Linked DNA regions of Mus musculus: region 2 is linked to region 1. A link is a loop called in an ENCODE intact Hi-C map of the cell type or tissue named here. Cell type or tissue: gastrocnemius. All regions are shown on one strand.

Region 1 (8,000 bases):
ATTACAACTCTCGATAAATTGACGAAGTCTCATGTGTATGTGGAAACACGATACATAATCAAACCCGCCTCACCAAAACTATGACAGGATGCACTGTTTCATCAACGGCTTAGGAATCCTGTCTCACAAAATAAAAAAGGGGGAGGGGGGAAGAAACTCTAATGTGGGAGAGGGAATAGAGACTAAGAAGGGAGGAACACAAGACAAAATGAACAGCTGGTCCAAGAAACAGAATAACAACTAAATAACATTAAAACACCCCCATTCACTAAGGATCACATAGGTCCACATTAAAACAAAGGGAACTCATTAGCTAACCACAGACCACTGGTAAATTACAGAGGCGGTTGATGTCCAACACTACAGGGATGTGGGCATCATCCCTGAAACCAGCTTGGAAGTGCATAGCAGCTGAGGAGCTCTGAGAGTAAGTCACTCAGCCTGTGCTGGTACTCCGCAGCCACCCCGAGCAGGGTCCTGGATGGAGAGCCCTAGAACATCAGTTCCCCAACGGGCCCTTCCATCGTCAAAACACAGAGCAGCAGCTTCTGAGTTGAGGCTTTCTGATTCAGGAGGTCTAGACTCTGCATCGCTGGTAGGAAGTACGCTTCCAAAACTACCACCCTTAGGATCCTTTCGCAGACATCAGGAAGAGAGGGAAGCCAGCATTTCACTCAGTGTTGCCCTTGATAACAGGATGGAAATGAGTTATGCATCTATCACTAGCATGCACACAGACATACATATATACATATATGAATATGTGTGTATGTATGACTGCATACACACACACACACTAGGTGAATGAATATATATATATTATATATGCACACATATATAATATAGATAGATAGACATAGATATAGGTGTATAATCATACCCTACAGAGTACCAGACACCTTGCTATATAGAACAAGCACAGACTTACACAATACAACCTAATAAAACATTGAAAAAAATTCTGCCAACTCTCAGGAAATGTTGGAATGCTTCCAAGATAAATGGTTTTTGGAGGGTTTTAGTGCTTCCCTTTTGCAGTACTGCAAGTGGGACCCAGGGCCCTGTGCGTGCTGAGCAAGCACCCTACCCCTGATCCACAGCCTCCGCACCATTTATGCACATTGAAGACACATCAGTAACACAACATCTTTTGTTTTGTAGCCCTGATTGTCCTGGAACTCACTCTGTAGACCAGACTGGCCTCGAATTCAGAAATCCGCCTGCCTCTGCCTCCCGAGTGCTGGGATGAAAGGCCCGGCGTAACACAACATCTTTAACAACTATGCACACAGCGCCTGGACAAAATCTTCTCCGCCCCGTGAGAGAAGACTCCTCTTGCAGCAGAGGGAATGGAAGGAAATGGAGATGCCAACTACAGGCAAGGGGCTTTGTACAGTGAGAGGATCTGATGCCAAGAACTGACCATGTCTGAGAGGGGAAAAAAAAAAACACCTAAATTTTAAGTTCTCATTCATCTGCATTGACCTAAAAAAGCCACTTCCTCTAGCTGGCCACTGAGGCAGAGGGATTCTTCCTCAATTGTAGCATGAGGTAATTCAAGCCTCCAAAAAGCAACATTCCATCGAGGTTTTGTTTTGCCTTTGACAGATTAGAAAGAAGCTGGGGTTCTTGGCTTATGGCGAAGGAGGCGTGTGTCTACGTGTATGTGTCTCCCTTCTTTGCTTGTGTGTCTCTATCTGCGAATCTGTGTGTGTGAATGTTTGCATGTCTCCATCAGTGTTCGGTGTGTCTAGACGTTGAGATAAGACTCTGCATGGAGATAAAGCATTCTAGTGAACACCAAGCCACACCTGTTCACTAGCTCAATTCAGTTTTACTGAAACCAGAACTTATTGCCACAACTACAGAACCAAGCCATCTCCCTGGCCACAGGACCTGCCCTCTCTTCTCCTTCATTCATTCCCTGTCCCTCACACCAAACTAAACTGATTCCCCCCCCCCCAAAAAAAAAAACCTGACCTTTTTTTCTGATTGGGTACCCTAACTAAGGTGACCAAACTACAGCACAGCTAGTGGAATGGAGTACATTAGGAAGCAACAAATACACATTTATATTCTCTTTCCTTTTTCCTCCTTGCATGTATATTCTTGTTTGAACCAACAAGCCAAAATCTTTAACACCCATGCATACACCAAGAAAGTTCTGAAAAAAGACTGCTACCATCCGAAACACGCAAAGACACAGCCATCTGTACTCGGTCTCGGAAGAGCAACACTGGCCAGCGTGTTTGCTCAGTCCTTGGGCAGCTTTTACCTTCTCTACAGCAGTGTTTATCACTGGATGGCAAAGTCGGGAACCTACAGGTCTCCTGAAACGATTTGCAGGGAATGAGGTTTTATCAAAGAACATAGGATATCTGTCCGGAGCACATTTTAGTTAAAAACTAGCATCAAGTCCTCCTTTAGGTTTTTATGACTTGGCCCCAAAAGAGCGCCTTGACTCCAGCTCAAGAGAAGTGCCTGCCCCAAGCTGGAAATGAAAATGTGAACAAGTATCAAGCTCTTGATATAAAACTGAACCTATGGTCAACAAGGGGCAATTGCATCTTAGGAAAAAACACCAGGGTCTTTCAGTGCCCAACACACACAACGTACACAGACATTGCTGTGCATTCTTTATTCTAAAATTGTTCAGGAAAGAATCCCACTGATAGACATAAAAAAAAAGGAGAAATTCTAGTAATTCTAGTGCTCTTCTGTTATGAAAAACTTTTTAAAATATGAATAAGCATTTACTGAGCTACATACAGGTCAAGCATGCAAGACAGTAGAGTTCTCCGAGTAAGATGTTTTAAACAATGTGTGCCTTTAATAACTTAATATGTTGAATTAGTAGGTTTTTTTTTTAAGTTCCCTGGTATGTGAAGTAGTTCAATGTCAGTGACAAGTGGCAGAAAAGTATTTATTTTACTAACAATAAAAATGTTTGGTCTCTGAAGCAGAAACAGAAAGGGGTTCTCTGTACAGTAATTACCTGACTTGAACGGTTGTGGCGGCCATCTCCTGCTACCCAGCAGGTCTGTGATACAGACGTTAAAATGTGCTCCGTAGTTTAAAAGGAGCATTAAGGAAACCCAAAGGACCAGGGCATCCAGAAGGAAACAGGAAGCAAAACAAGAAGGAAGACTTGGTGCACATAAGAAGGCCACTCCGGGAGGTTTCCCCAAAGTTAGGTACCGCCAGCTGCGGGCACAGGCTCTGCAGCTTGCTTGCTGGCTTGCTTGGCCAAGGCAAGGCTTCAGAGCTGGAAACCTGCCACCTGCTGAATCACCAAACATCCCTGGGCTTCCCTTAAAAAAAAAAAAAAAAAAACTGACCACATCGGCACCCAACCCCAGCTGGCTTTTTCCTTGGACACTTAACACTCTGACCAATGAAACGCCTGGACATCCTCTCCCCTGCCTCCTCAGACCCAAACTGCCTCCCAAATCGAAGGCAACTTCCACCAGGATCAGACCTCATCAATCTCACTCCTTTCTGCTCCCTTGGCCCCCACCCCTGCTGATGTTCAGCCCCTAGTGCCAGAAGGCAAGGCGTAAGGAGTTGACAGACAGCACACCAAGACAGGCATTCACGACTTCCATAACCAGGTAGCCAACTAGAAACACCCCCAATCTGAAGAAGGTAAATTTCAGGAAAGCGATGACAGAAGGCAGGCCTCAGAACACTGAAAATAAACTTCCCGTCAGAAACCAGCCTTCTGTCTTTTTTATGTGTGTAGCGCTGAACTCGGTCCTGTCTGAAGGTGAAATGAAACATCCGAGAAGCACCTGCCCGGATTCTCTCAGCTCCCCAGGTCAATAGCATCCTCCACCCCGACTGTTAGCCCGGCAGTCAAAAAGGATCAAGCATTATCCAGAATCCGTTAGATGGACCAGGACACCGGGGCCACCAAAGGAAGACAGTTGGAGTGTGGGTTTAAAATCCGGGCAGAGGCAGCGCTGCTACCACTGATGTGCCCTTGACAAGTCGCCTATGATCACTCAGACCCCTCATTCTCTGGACGAACCGCGTCCAGAGCTACGCAGATGCCCCTGCAGGCCTTACCCTTTAACACCCCCACGCGGTGAGGACACGCGGGGTCTCAGAATAGTCGCGAGCCAGGGGCTGTTACACCGCCTGGGAAGGAAGGGGCTCGCTCCTCCGGGAAGGGGGGTCCCACCTGTTATGCCGTTGGGGGTCATCGAGGGGCCGTGCTGAAGGGAATCCCAAAGCCGCGGACTCTTGGCCCCGCTGCGATCAGGCCAGGAGGTACCAACTGTCACTCTGCCGCCCAGGGTTGTGGGGGTGGGGCTGTGATTTTGGGGGTCCACCCCTAAGCACTACGGGACCTCTGGCTGGCTTCCACCTGGAAAGGTCCTCAGTCCCGGGCTCTCAGGCCCCGCTACCGTCCGCTCGCCTCAATGTGACACCAGGCAGCCTTCCAGCCCGCACGCAGCACCTCGGAAAGGTGCCCACGGACGCCTCCTCCTTCCTCCCCGCCCAAGTTGGCGGGGGAGCCCCGCCGGCGGCCCGCCCCCTCGGAGCCGGGATCGCGGCCGCCAGAGCGCTCCCCCGCGCCCACCCCCACGAGCGGCCGCGGGGGACCGCACGCCAGGTACGCGCGACACCGCGCGGTATGCGCTCACGCCCCCTCGCCCCGGCTGCCCGCCCGCCGTCAACCGAGGTCAGGCCTGGCCCGAGAGACTCGGGTCAGATCCAGCCGCTCGCGACCCGGAGGCCGGCCCTCCACCCCCGCCCCGCGACTCACTTGCACGCGAGTCGTGGCAGCCGCCGGAATTCTTTCCACGCGCCGAGCCCCGCGCCGCGGAACGAAACCGGGGCAGGGCGGCGTGCGGACTCTGCACCCGATCCCGCTCTCCCGTCCGCGTGCCAGGCTCCCGGGACGAGCAGCCCGCCCGAACCGGCTCTCCCTGCTCCCGTCCAGCCGGCAGCCCGCCGCCGCTGCTCCGGCCGCCGCCGAGCTGGCGAGAAGGCTTCTGACTTGGAACCTCGGGCTGCCGAGCATGCCCAGTCCGCGGCGGAGCCGGGTCGGCTTCCCGCGCGACGCCAGTCCGTTCCTCCGGGTGTTCCCGGCGGCCAGGGGGCGGGGACCGCGGACGCTCGACCAGGGACCCAGCTGAGTCCCGCAGGACAGCTGGCCGTGGGGTGTGCTGGGGGTGGGGACGGGGGGGGGGGGGAGTCCTTTTTGTTTCTAGAAACGGGAACTGGAGATGCGGTTCCCTTTCGCCCCCACCACCCCCCAACCACGAGAAGAGAAAGATGGTGGGTTTCATCCTCCGGGATCAGAAGCCCTATTAGGAGCCAGCCCGAGAGTTGTGCGGCAAAAGGCGGCTAGAAGGTTGGGGACACAAACTCAGCCTTGGTGAAACTACCTACGGGGACAGCTGTTGGCGAACTACACTGGCATTTTCTTTCCCACCAAGCCCAAGAGCTGCGACACTTGTGACTCCCTTATGATTGATCATTTAAAATGGATGAACCTCAAACTCTTCGGGACATTTTTCCGAAGCTCTAATCCTTAAAACCACCATCTCCCCCCCCCCCCCCCCCCCAAATCAGGGGTCTGCAGGCTTCCTAAATCGCGCAGCCCCAGGCAGCGTGAAGGCCCAGGAGTTCTCGGGAAGAACCGGGCCCTCCCCCCTAGTCCGTCCGGGCCCCACCTCCCGCCGCCTCTCGGAGCTGCGGCGAAAACCTGGAGAGCGCCGCACCAGGGCCGGAGCACTGCGCATGCCCAATGGCCCCACGGGGTGCGGGTCGCCGGCAGATCTCCAGCTCGGGCAGTGGAACCCGGTACCAGGACGGTGATCTCGCGGCAGAGACAGCAGCCTCCAGTAGCTCCGGCCTTCTGGGCCGACCGCTCGTACCACCGTGGCATGGGTCGCCCGGGACGCGCTACCCTGCAGGGTCTGGTCTGGGGGCGGGGAGGGGGGAACGGCCGTGCCTGCGAGACACGTGACTGTCCGCGGAGCTCCGGGGCAGCCATCTTCAGCTCTCCGGGGCCGTAGACGAAGAAGGGTCCGGGATCCGGGCAGACTCTAGTCCATTTGCCTCCCCACCAGGCACAGGCCCCCGCCCTCACCTGCATGCAGTCCGCCAGTCTACAGCGGGGGTACAGCGAGGGTACTGCGACGCCGGTGACACCGGGAGGACCGGCTGTCTCCAGAGCCAGAACCTAACGGCTAAGAATTGGAGAGCCGCTCTCTTGGAGCTGATGGCTTCTGCTTTTCCCCAGGGGCGGAAGTTGGGAAGAGGAGTTCCCGTTCCTAAGGCGCTGGCATCGCTCCTCCTGCTGCTTCCCTGTTCTGACCCATTCCCGGCGACGGAGGATGAAGGTGGCGAAAGATGTTTGGACAGCCGTCGCTCTCCTCCATGCTTTTCTCCTGCTGCTGGTTAGCTTGGATGGTGATGGTGTCACCTGGGGTCCTGGAATCTCTGGGCCCGCATCCTCATTACCCGAGAATTCGTTAGAACGACACATTCACGACCACACCTAAACCTACAGAATCAGAAACGCCACTAGTGGGGTCGGTCCTGAAACCTGGTTAACAAGCTCCCAAGGTGAATCTGATGGCCGCTTTCCCTAAGCAGTAGAGACCCTTTTTCGTGTATGGTGCTGAAAATTTAGCGTCCTCTGTCCCCAAATACAGTGAAAAATCGGATTTAAAATGTGTCTGCTCCTGTGTGAGCTCTTAAAGGTCTTGTCCTCTCCTGCACCTCCGGCCTCTTCACCTTAGGACACTATGCTATCGCACTTCTCAGGGAGATAAGAAAGGGTGGCCTGACGCATACTGCTTTTAAATGACAACCCACTAACCTGCTCTATTTGAGTGTCAACCAAGAGCAAGGGAGTGGCTGAGATTATAGTAGCCCCGCTGGTTATTTTCATCAGTTTGCACCTAAGAGGGAAAAAAAGGAGGCTTGCTGTCTTGAAGTAAGTACTGGACAGCCGCTGGCTCTTTGCAGTGTTACTTTGCATTTGCTGTAACCAAGGTCAAAGCAAGCGAGCTGCTGCCTGGCAGGTCATGGAATCCAGACTTTAAAATTCTCCCTCCCCACCCCACACACACTTGTTACAAGTGTGTCCCAGGCATTAGAGTTAGTTTAGTTTTTCTTCCCCTCCCCCCTCCCTGTATCTTTGAAATGTTTTTTAGGAAAAAGAAAACATTTTTCTATGAAAGTTTTAGGAGTATTCCTAATACATGAAAAGGGCAGAGTATACAAGTATTTTATACTCCAAATTTCACTCCAATTTCAGAAAGTGGTTCTTAGAAAAGGCACACATAAAATATACATAACAGAGCTTTAAGTAAATATAGGGATGGTAATCTAGAGAGAAATCCTCGCCTTGAAAGTAACTTGAATGGCGTGGTCATAAGAGATGCTTCAGAGTTGGCATACTTTTAAGTCAGTCACTGTACAAAAAATAATAATAATCAAGATGAAATGTTCCTTTTCTAGTCCACTAAACCATGAAGAACCTTAACAGGAGGCTGGAGAGGTAGCTCAGCAGTTACGAGTACTTGCTGGTCTTGAAGAGAACCCTAGTTCAATTCCCAGCACCCCACTTTGCCATTGACAACCATCTGAAACTCTACTTCTTTGGAATCTGATGCCTTCTCTGGCTGCAGAGAACACCAGGCATGCAAGAGTTACACTATATATGCAGGCAGGCATAGCATCATATATGAAGTAATAAATGACTTTAAGAAACAAGAGAATTCTAACACTACTTCTTACCAAATCATAAGAAACATTCATTAAAAATGTTTAGGTTTCTCAAGTACGTGGACTAGTATGGATAATGTTGAAACAGTAAAAATGAGTCATCCCCAAGTCAGTGTCTGCCATGCTAAAAATAATACCAACAAACAAGTACAGAGACATAAACTTCACTCGCCAAAGTGACTACTTCAAAGTTGGTCATTTCTAACGATTAATAATCTAAGAGAAAAACGCACTTCTATCCCATTGACCTG
Region 2 (8,000 bases), 220 kb before region 1:
ACAATGTAGGCTGAAGGAGCAACATATTTATTTCTGTAGTCGGGGGCTTTAAGGACTCCTTTTGATGCTGTACCCTTTACACCGGTCTTTCTTTTCAACTGCTACTACATGCGGTGTTCACAATTCCACAATCCAGCTTTGGTTCACACATAAAAATCATCCCTTATGAAAGCACTCAGTTAAGTGTACGCTGACCTACTTAGCGGAGCTTCAGGGATGGCTGGCTTTAGAAAACGCACATCTCTGGCTTCTGGTCTACCCAGACTACTAAGACTTTGGCTCTGAGAAGTTTTGCATTTGGTGACATCTTCCAGTCTCCACTTGACCTTGTTTATTTAATAGTGTTTAATGCTTAGATTTCACACTATCTGTAGAGTGTTCTTTCTCTTGGCTGCCCTACAGTCCTACAGTTTATCTAATGGTCTCTCTTTTGAACTCTCTGCTCCCATAGATGCTTGAATGACCCTGAAATGTAGCAGCCCTCAATGTACCAGGGGGGAGCGACTTTTGGTTGGCAAAATTAAAGGATATAATGGCAAGAAAGCAGTCATGCAGCCGTGTACTATGAACAATGGTTCCCTTTACTTCAGAGAATCCCAATGCTAGCAGAGCCTACCCCAACCCAGACATTTCATGAAAGGGTATTTCCATAAATATTCAGTAATCAGAGATTCCAAGACATCATTTATCACAAAAATTAGAAATACATTAAAAATTCATTAAACAGGGCTGGGCAGCGGTGGCTCACACCTTTAATTCCAGCACTTGGGAGGAAGAGGCAAGGGGATTTCTGAGTTCAAGGCCAGTCTGGTCTACAGAGTGAGTTCCAGAACAGCCAGGGCGATACAGAGAAACCCTGTCTCGAAAAACCAAAAAAAAAAAAAAAAAAAAAAAACCCCAAACCAAAACCAAAACAAAACATTAAACAGCTGACTAAGTACCTAGTCAAGATTGTATCCCATTTCTATATTTATAGTGATATTTAGAGTTTTATGATGGGGACATCAGCTATAAAACATCAATTTTGCTAATATAAATGCATGATAAATACAATGGGATGAAAGTCCAGGCATTATTTGTTAAGTTCCTGTTGTCTCAGGATAACAGAATTATAAAATAATGGTCTGCTTTTTTTCCTCCCACTATTTTAAACTCTCTCTGATAAGCACATTTACTTTTGTCTGGAAGAGGAGAAAAAACAAACTTCTGTCGTCTTCTACGTATAATAGTTTTAAAACATGAAGGCCGCACTGTAAAGCTGAGGACACGCTTCCTGCTTCAGCCTTCGACAGAAACAGGAAATGGGCTTGATGACATAGCTAGACCCCATAAACAGAACCCCAAATCCTTCACATCAAAAAACAGTGCCACCAAGAGAGCCAATCCACCAACAAAGATAAAACTAAAGCCCCAATCTCCACGCATGACAAGACTCCAGGCTCAGGTATTTCCCGCTGTTTCAGAAAGAACCGCATCTGCCCACTTTTAGGCAGATACAAAATGGAATGGACCACTCGAAAATTCTTCCCCGGTTGTTATGATGGGAGACACTTTGCATAGCTGTCTGAAAACTCATCACTACAGTTTTCCTTGGGATTTGAGTCTTATAACCTACTTATAAAGCCTGAAGAGAATCACTTCCCACTCAACCAATCAGCTGCTCGTGCCCAGACCCAGCAGGACCCCTGTACAGTCTGCCTGTTAATCTGTCATTCTTGGATTTGGATTCAGTCTAGTGGCACTGGACATTGTCAGAGCATACCCAATGTTTCAAATTCCAGCAGTTCTCGTAAGAGCAGATGTGCACAGAGCTATTATCTTCCAATTCTCCATTCCCATCGCACTTCACCCTGTGCCTTTCCATTCTTTCTCTTAAAATTGAGAGCTCAGGGGGCTGGTAGATGGCTCAGTGGTTAAGAGCACTGACTGCTCTTCCGAAGGTCCTGAGTTCAAATCCCAGCAACCACATGGTGGCTCACAACTACCCGTAATGAGATCTGATGCCCTCTTCTGGTGTGTCAGAAGACAGCTATAGTGTACTTATTTATAATAATAAATAAATCTTTAAAAAAATTAAGACCTCAGATGTCTACGCATTGCGCCTCATTAGCTGAACATAAAAGCATGTGTGTGTAGCTCTGAATCTGTCTCAAAAGTAAACTGAGGCGGTAGAGAAAAAAGAAATACAGCTGGCTTAGGTTGTTTTAAAACGGAAGTGGGTTGGGAAGATAGTGTACTGCCAGTGGAGAGTGCTTACCTGGTATGTGTGAGGCCCTAACTTCAGTTCCCAGTGCCATAACAACCAAAGCCAAAGCGTGTTCTAAGGTAGCCATCTGGATATAGATAGTCATTCAAACAGCCTTCCAAGTAGCATGCAGGAGGAGAGCAGTTACGAGACCCAGGGAGTAAATGTAACAGGCCCGGGAAGGCTGAACTCAGACGGGGCAGCAAACAGCTGTTAGAGGGGAAGGCCCTGACCAGTTGTGCGTGTAATGCTGAGGGCCCCAGAGACACAGCTTTTCTCGTGTCTTAGGGTGGGTTTTTCTCACGATGCAGCTGTGCTCCTCTTAGTAACCCTCAAAAGCCCCATTGGTTCACCAAGGCGGACTCTGCGGCAAGCATTAGGTTTGTCACTGGTTCCCTTTTGGAGGTGAGCAGACTTCCTGGGTGCACATGCATTTGCTGTGGTTTTTATATCCTGCAGAAAAAGCTTCTCCCATAACACTGCCCAAGAAAATACAAAAATGAAAATAAAAGATATCTTTTAAAACTGTGTAGTGACTTCTGTGTAGAAATAATCACAGAAGGTTATATGCCCCAGAGCATAGTGGACTGCCAGGGCCAGGAAGCCAGGAGTGGGTAGGTTGGTGAGCAGGGGGAGCGGGGAAAGGATAGGGGAGTTTTCAGTGGGGAAACTAGGAAAGGGGATAACATTTGAAATATAAATAAAGAACATATCTAATTAAAAAGTCATAGAAACCACTCAAAAAAATTATCCCGGCACTTGGGGGGTTGAGGTAGATGGATCTCGTGAGTTTGAGGTTGTCCTGGTCTACACAGTGAGTTCCAGGAAAGCCAGAACTATATACTTGACAGACCTTGTCTCAGGGGAAAAAAACCCACAAAACAACAACAAGAACAACAACAACAACACCGGAAGTAGAAGGGGAACGATTTGTCAGTCTAAAAGGGTACACCAAGCATTCCAAACAGCAGCTGAACTAGCATCATACGTCACTATTATTTCATATTAAGGAAAGAACAAAGAAAAAAAACAGACAATGATCCATCCTGTTGTCAACTTGGTTGTGTTTTCCTCCACATCACTCCAGTCAACATTCAGGCCCTGCCTTGACCCCTCCTGTACCACAATCAGAACATTCACACTCGCTCTGTGTTACCGACATCCACAAGCCAAGCTGTGAGCTTACATCCTACTGCTACCCTGTAACAGGCAGTGGTGCCCCTTCAATGAGGGATAAACAGTGAGAATAATGTTACAGGTAATTAACAATTATCTTCCATCCGATAAGGATCCCTCTGGATTCCCTAAGGTGATGTCAAATATATCCTCCCCCCACCTTCTCTCACACAATATCAAAATGTCCTTAGAGATTAAATGTTTGATTTATAAAATACTTTTCTTTAAAGAACGTTTCTTTCTTCAAATATATTGTTTTGACTCTGAAGTATGGCTGTAAATGACCTATGAACTTTGGAAATCTGGTGCCATAATTAGCTCATTTGCCACAAACAGTAAAAGCAGCTATCTCAAAGCACACTTTGACTCTTTCTGCTGAAGACTACCATGTGTCAAAAGGTGATGCAGGCAGGCGGAGAATAATTTTCTAATTAATATAAAATCCTTTATATCCTATGTGTACAAAGTAAGTTTCCCTAGTCTACTGAGGAACAAAAATACCTACTGGTTGGTTATTTGAAACTCTTCCATTTCACTGAGGAAAGTCTACCACACCACACTTAACTTGACCCACGGAAGCCAACAAAGAACCTCATTTAGGGAACATGACCCTGGGGACTGACACCAGGTTTAAAATTAGCAGCAGCTCACAGGCCCAGATAGAAGAAATCAAGCTTAAGCATCTCTCCCAAAATACCCTTCTCGTGCTTCTTTGATAGCTAGTTAAGCTCAAACTATTTACAGACCAGGGACCATTTAAGGGGACTTCTGAATGAACGGCTCTTCAGGGCATGCTGTGGGCACCCATGGCACCACGGAAGCACCGTGTCCAGCTTGCCCCTCCTCTTCACTTCGTGGTCAAACGGGATGAAGGACTTCAGGGAAAGCAAGAACAGACCTCTCCCTCTGCACACCTACACAGCACCAGCTCTGGGGCCTTTCCAGGCAGCAAGTGTGCCAACTCCTAAAAATAAGCAACCATTCATTGGTTCTCTCCTATTAGCTGGGACTCTTTGGTTCTAAAATCTGGAAATCAAAACCATCTAATGCCCATTTTTCTGAACCCCTTTTTAACAGTTTTTAGAAACAAAAACAGAGACAAATAAGCTCCAAGTTCAGCTGAGATCCTTTCGCATGATGCAAAGTCTCCCCACAGCACAGAAATCAGGTTGCCAAGAGACTGCCTTTGAGCTAAGGTATGAGCCACCAGGGGGCAGCATAGCAGTAATGAGATGACAGGCTGCCCCAGGAGCCACCAGGTTTTTTTTTTTTTTTTTTTTTTTCCATTTTTTATTAGGTATTTCGCTCATTTACATTTGCAATGCTATACCAAAAGTCCCCCATAGCCACCCACCCCCTCTCCCTTACCCACCCACTCCCCTTTTATGGCCCTGGCGTTCCCCTGTACTGGGGCATATAAAGTTTGCGTGTCCAATGGGCCTCTCTTTCCAGTGATGGCCGACTAGGCCATCTTTTGATGCATATGCAGCTAGAGTCAAGAGCTCCGGGGTACTGGTTAGTTCATAATGTTGTTCCACCTATAGGGTTGCAGATCCCTTTAGCTTCTTTGGTACTTTCTCTAGCTCCTTCATTGGGGGCCATGTGATCCATCCAATAGCAGACTGTGAGCATCCACTTCTATGTTTGCTAGGCCCAGGCATACTCTGACAAGAGACAGCTATATCAGGGTCCTTTCAGCATAATCTTGCTAGTGTATGCAATGGTGTCAGCATTTGGAAGCTGATTATGGGATGGATCCCCGGATATGCTAGTGTCTACATGGTCCATCCTTTTATCTCAGCTCCAAACTTTGTCTCTGTAACTCCTTCCAAGGGTGTTTTGTTCCCACTTCTAAGGAGGGGCATAGTGTTCACACTTCAGTCTTCATTTTTCTTGAGTTTCATGTGTTTAGGAAATTGTATCTTATATCTTAAGCCACCAGGTTTTAAAGGACACGGAGTGTTCATTCCTCCCCAACAGGAGTTCAACCAGGTAGTAAAACTGCAAGACTTACAAGCTCTGTTTCCTGGGCCATCAACTGACACTCTCTTCCCAGTCCCTTTATGATTTTAACGTACATGTCATTAGCAATACAGTTCTTGTTATATAGCCGAGCTATCCTGCAATCTCACAAGACCATTTCTAGGACCCCAAGGAAGTATAAAAAGCCTAAATGACAGAGACCATCATTTCCTAGAGAGATTAGCCCTAAGAGGTTCATTGGAAATTCATCCTTGTCGTGTATAAAACTTTAGTAAGCTTTATCTCAGTACAATGAAATGAGACCATCAATGGTGATTACCAAATTACAATTAAATTATAAACATAGAAACTGTCAAACTCGTTAACAAAAAGTATGCTAAAATAATTTTAAATAGATACTATCTCAAGAAAGCATGGGTAGGCTGTTCTCCATTGGACAAAATAAGCTCTGTCCTCTTAGGAAGACCTACATGTCCATCACTACGGTGTGTTACACGGAAAGAACAGAAGTTCAAAGTAAGTATAAATGTTTTCTCGGGTCCACAAGTGTTTAAAGTCTCTACCAGTAACACAGACGGTACAATTATATAAATCATAGCTTTAAAGCTACAGGCAAAATACTCCAAAATAAAAAAATAAGCAATACATCACAGGATAAGATTTTTTTTCATGATATAGATCACAAACATGAACTGTTCTTCAGAATCTGATAAAGAGTTTAAATAAACAGGGCTTACAAATCTTCTAGTTCTATACATATATAAAACACATACCATGTATCGGGCTAGGGACACACACACACACACACACGTTCAATCTCATTAGCTAGAAACAATTACACAGTGGAAGACGTAATGCTTTGGTTATTGAGTTGGCAAAGATGAACCATCTAAACATGAGGCAGTGTTACCAAAGTCCCAGGTCTGTGCATTCCACGGCTGAGCAGGCCAGGAAACCATCCCTCACTTCCGTTTCAATCATGAAGGTTCGGGCACACTACTCTTCACCAGACTGGCCCCCGTGTTGTACCTGTGCAGAGCCCATGCCCCTCAAGCCCCCTCAAGCCCTGACTGTGACTCCTATCTTTGAAGTCGTGTTCTTAGAACAAAATGCATACTACATGGCTACATGTCGCATAAGCCCTTTCTGCTTTATGATGGCTGAGTCCCACCTCTATAATGGTGCTACCCTGGTCTGTTTCCAGTTATTGCTTCAGAACTGTGTGCAGACCATAATTACACCATTTCTTGCTTTTAAATCTGTTTGAACAGGGGCCTTAGTCACTGTTCTGTTGCTGTGAAGAGACACCATGCCCCAGACAGCTCTTATGAAAGAATGCATTCAATTGGTGGCTTGCTTACAGTTTCAGAGATTTGGTTCATTATTATCATGGCAGCTTGCATGCAAGGCACTGGGGCAATAGCAGAGACCTACATCCTAATCTGGAGGAAACACTGGGTGTGGCTTGGACTAAGGAAACCTCAGAGCCCACCCCAGAGACACACTTCCTCCAACAAGGCCACACCTTCTAACACTTTCAAATAGTACCACTCCCTGATGACTAAGCATTCGAATTTGAGCCTAAGGGGCCATTCTTATCCAGACCCCACAGTAGGAAAGGTAAAACGCTGAGCACTCAGGGCTTCTGTTTAAGGCTTGCTTACACCTTTAAAAATGCATTGTATTTCTTTATTATTTTGTGTGGTTTTGTGTAGGCATATGCACGTCATAGGTCTATGTGGAGATCAAAATACAACTTAGAGGTTTTCTTCTTCCACCCTGTGGTTTCTGGGGAATTGAATGTAGGTCCATCCGGCTTGGTGGGCAAGCGCCTTTACCCACTGGACTATGTTCTGGGCTTAAAAATGTATTTCCTTGCCGGGCTTGGTGGTGCACGCCTTTGATCCCAGCACTCGGGAGGCAGAGGCAGGCGGATTTCTGAGTTCGAGGCCAGCTTGGTCTACAGAGTGAGTTCCAGGACAGCCAGGGCTACACAGAGAAACCCTGTCTTGAAAAACAAACAAACAAAAAAAAACCAAAAAAACAAAAAACAAAAAACCAACCCCCCCCCAAAAAAACAAAAAATGTATTTCCTATTTCTTTTCCTTCTCCTCACCACTCCCTCTCCCCCTCTTCTTTTTAAGTGAGAGAGGTCTCAAGTAGCCCAGGTCCTATGTTGCCTGGGATGGCTTTGAACTTCGTAGCCACTGCCTCTACTTCTGGTCTGAGGGGATTACAGCCTTTGGCACCACACTCAATTTTTGATTTTTGGTTTGTTTTTCTTTTTTTGACTACTGCAGATTGAACCATGGCTTTGTATATGCTGGGCAAATGTTCTACCAACAAAGCTAAGCTCCTTCTCCAGAGAAAAAACACCCTTAATTTCTTAACTTTACAGAAGGAATTAAGCGTCCCACTGCTTTTCTGAAAGGAAAGGGCTCACAGAGGGACCCTGAGTTTTCATTCTTTATTAAAAGGGGACACAAAAACTGACATTACACAAAAAAATTATACATTATCTGAACAGCAATGAATTAAAAACTGAACACTGCAGTTTATCTAACCGTATGAATACTTATCTTTTATAGAAAATGAA

Evidence for each region. Hi-C counts contacts between places; a loop is a spot of excess contacts. Peaks named below come from ENCODE experiments on the same cell type or tissue, not always from the same donor. Only the 100,000 strongest peaks of a DNase experiment are listed, where the experiment ranks them.
Region 2: it touches region 1 in a loop (5-fold over the local background); 12 of 42 quality-filtered maps call a loop at or near these places.

Annotation. Positions count from the first base shown.
Region 1 is chr19:32,383,449-32,391,448 of GRCm38, forward strand. Sgms1 (sphingomyelin synthase 1) reads right to left here and starts at 5,064. Exons shown (of 10, transcript NM_144792.5): 1 at 4,772-5,064. It overlaps 2700046G09Rik (RIKEN cDNA 2700046G09 gene), which reads left to right and starts at 5,768. Exons shown (of 2, transcript NR_033198.1): 1 at 5,768-5,928; 2 at 6,257-7,736. In gastrocnemius, CTCF peaks have their summits at 3,209 and 4,081; DNase peaks (open chromatin) are centred at 3,288, 3,492, 4,347, 5,064 and 1 more place; H3K4me3 peaks cover 4,564 bases; H3K27ac peaks cover 5,533 bases.
Region 2 is chr19:32,165,730-32,173,729 of GRCm38, forward strand. The region is part of intron 5 of Sgms1 (sphingomyelin synthase 1); the gene reads right to left. Among named protein-coding and RNA genes, the nearest start is that of Asah2, 67 kb to the left of the region's middle. In gastrocnemius, a CTCF peak has its summit at 4,602 (motif pointing right); DNase peaks (open chromatin) are centred at 1,668, 4,353 and 4,627; H3K4me3 peaks cover 997 bases; H3K27ac peaks cover 6,272 bases.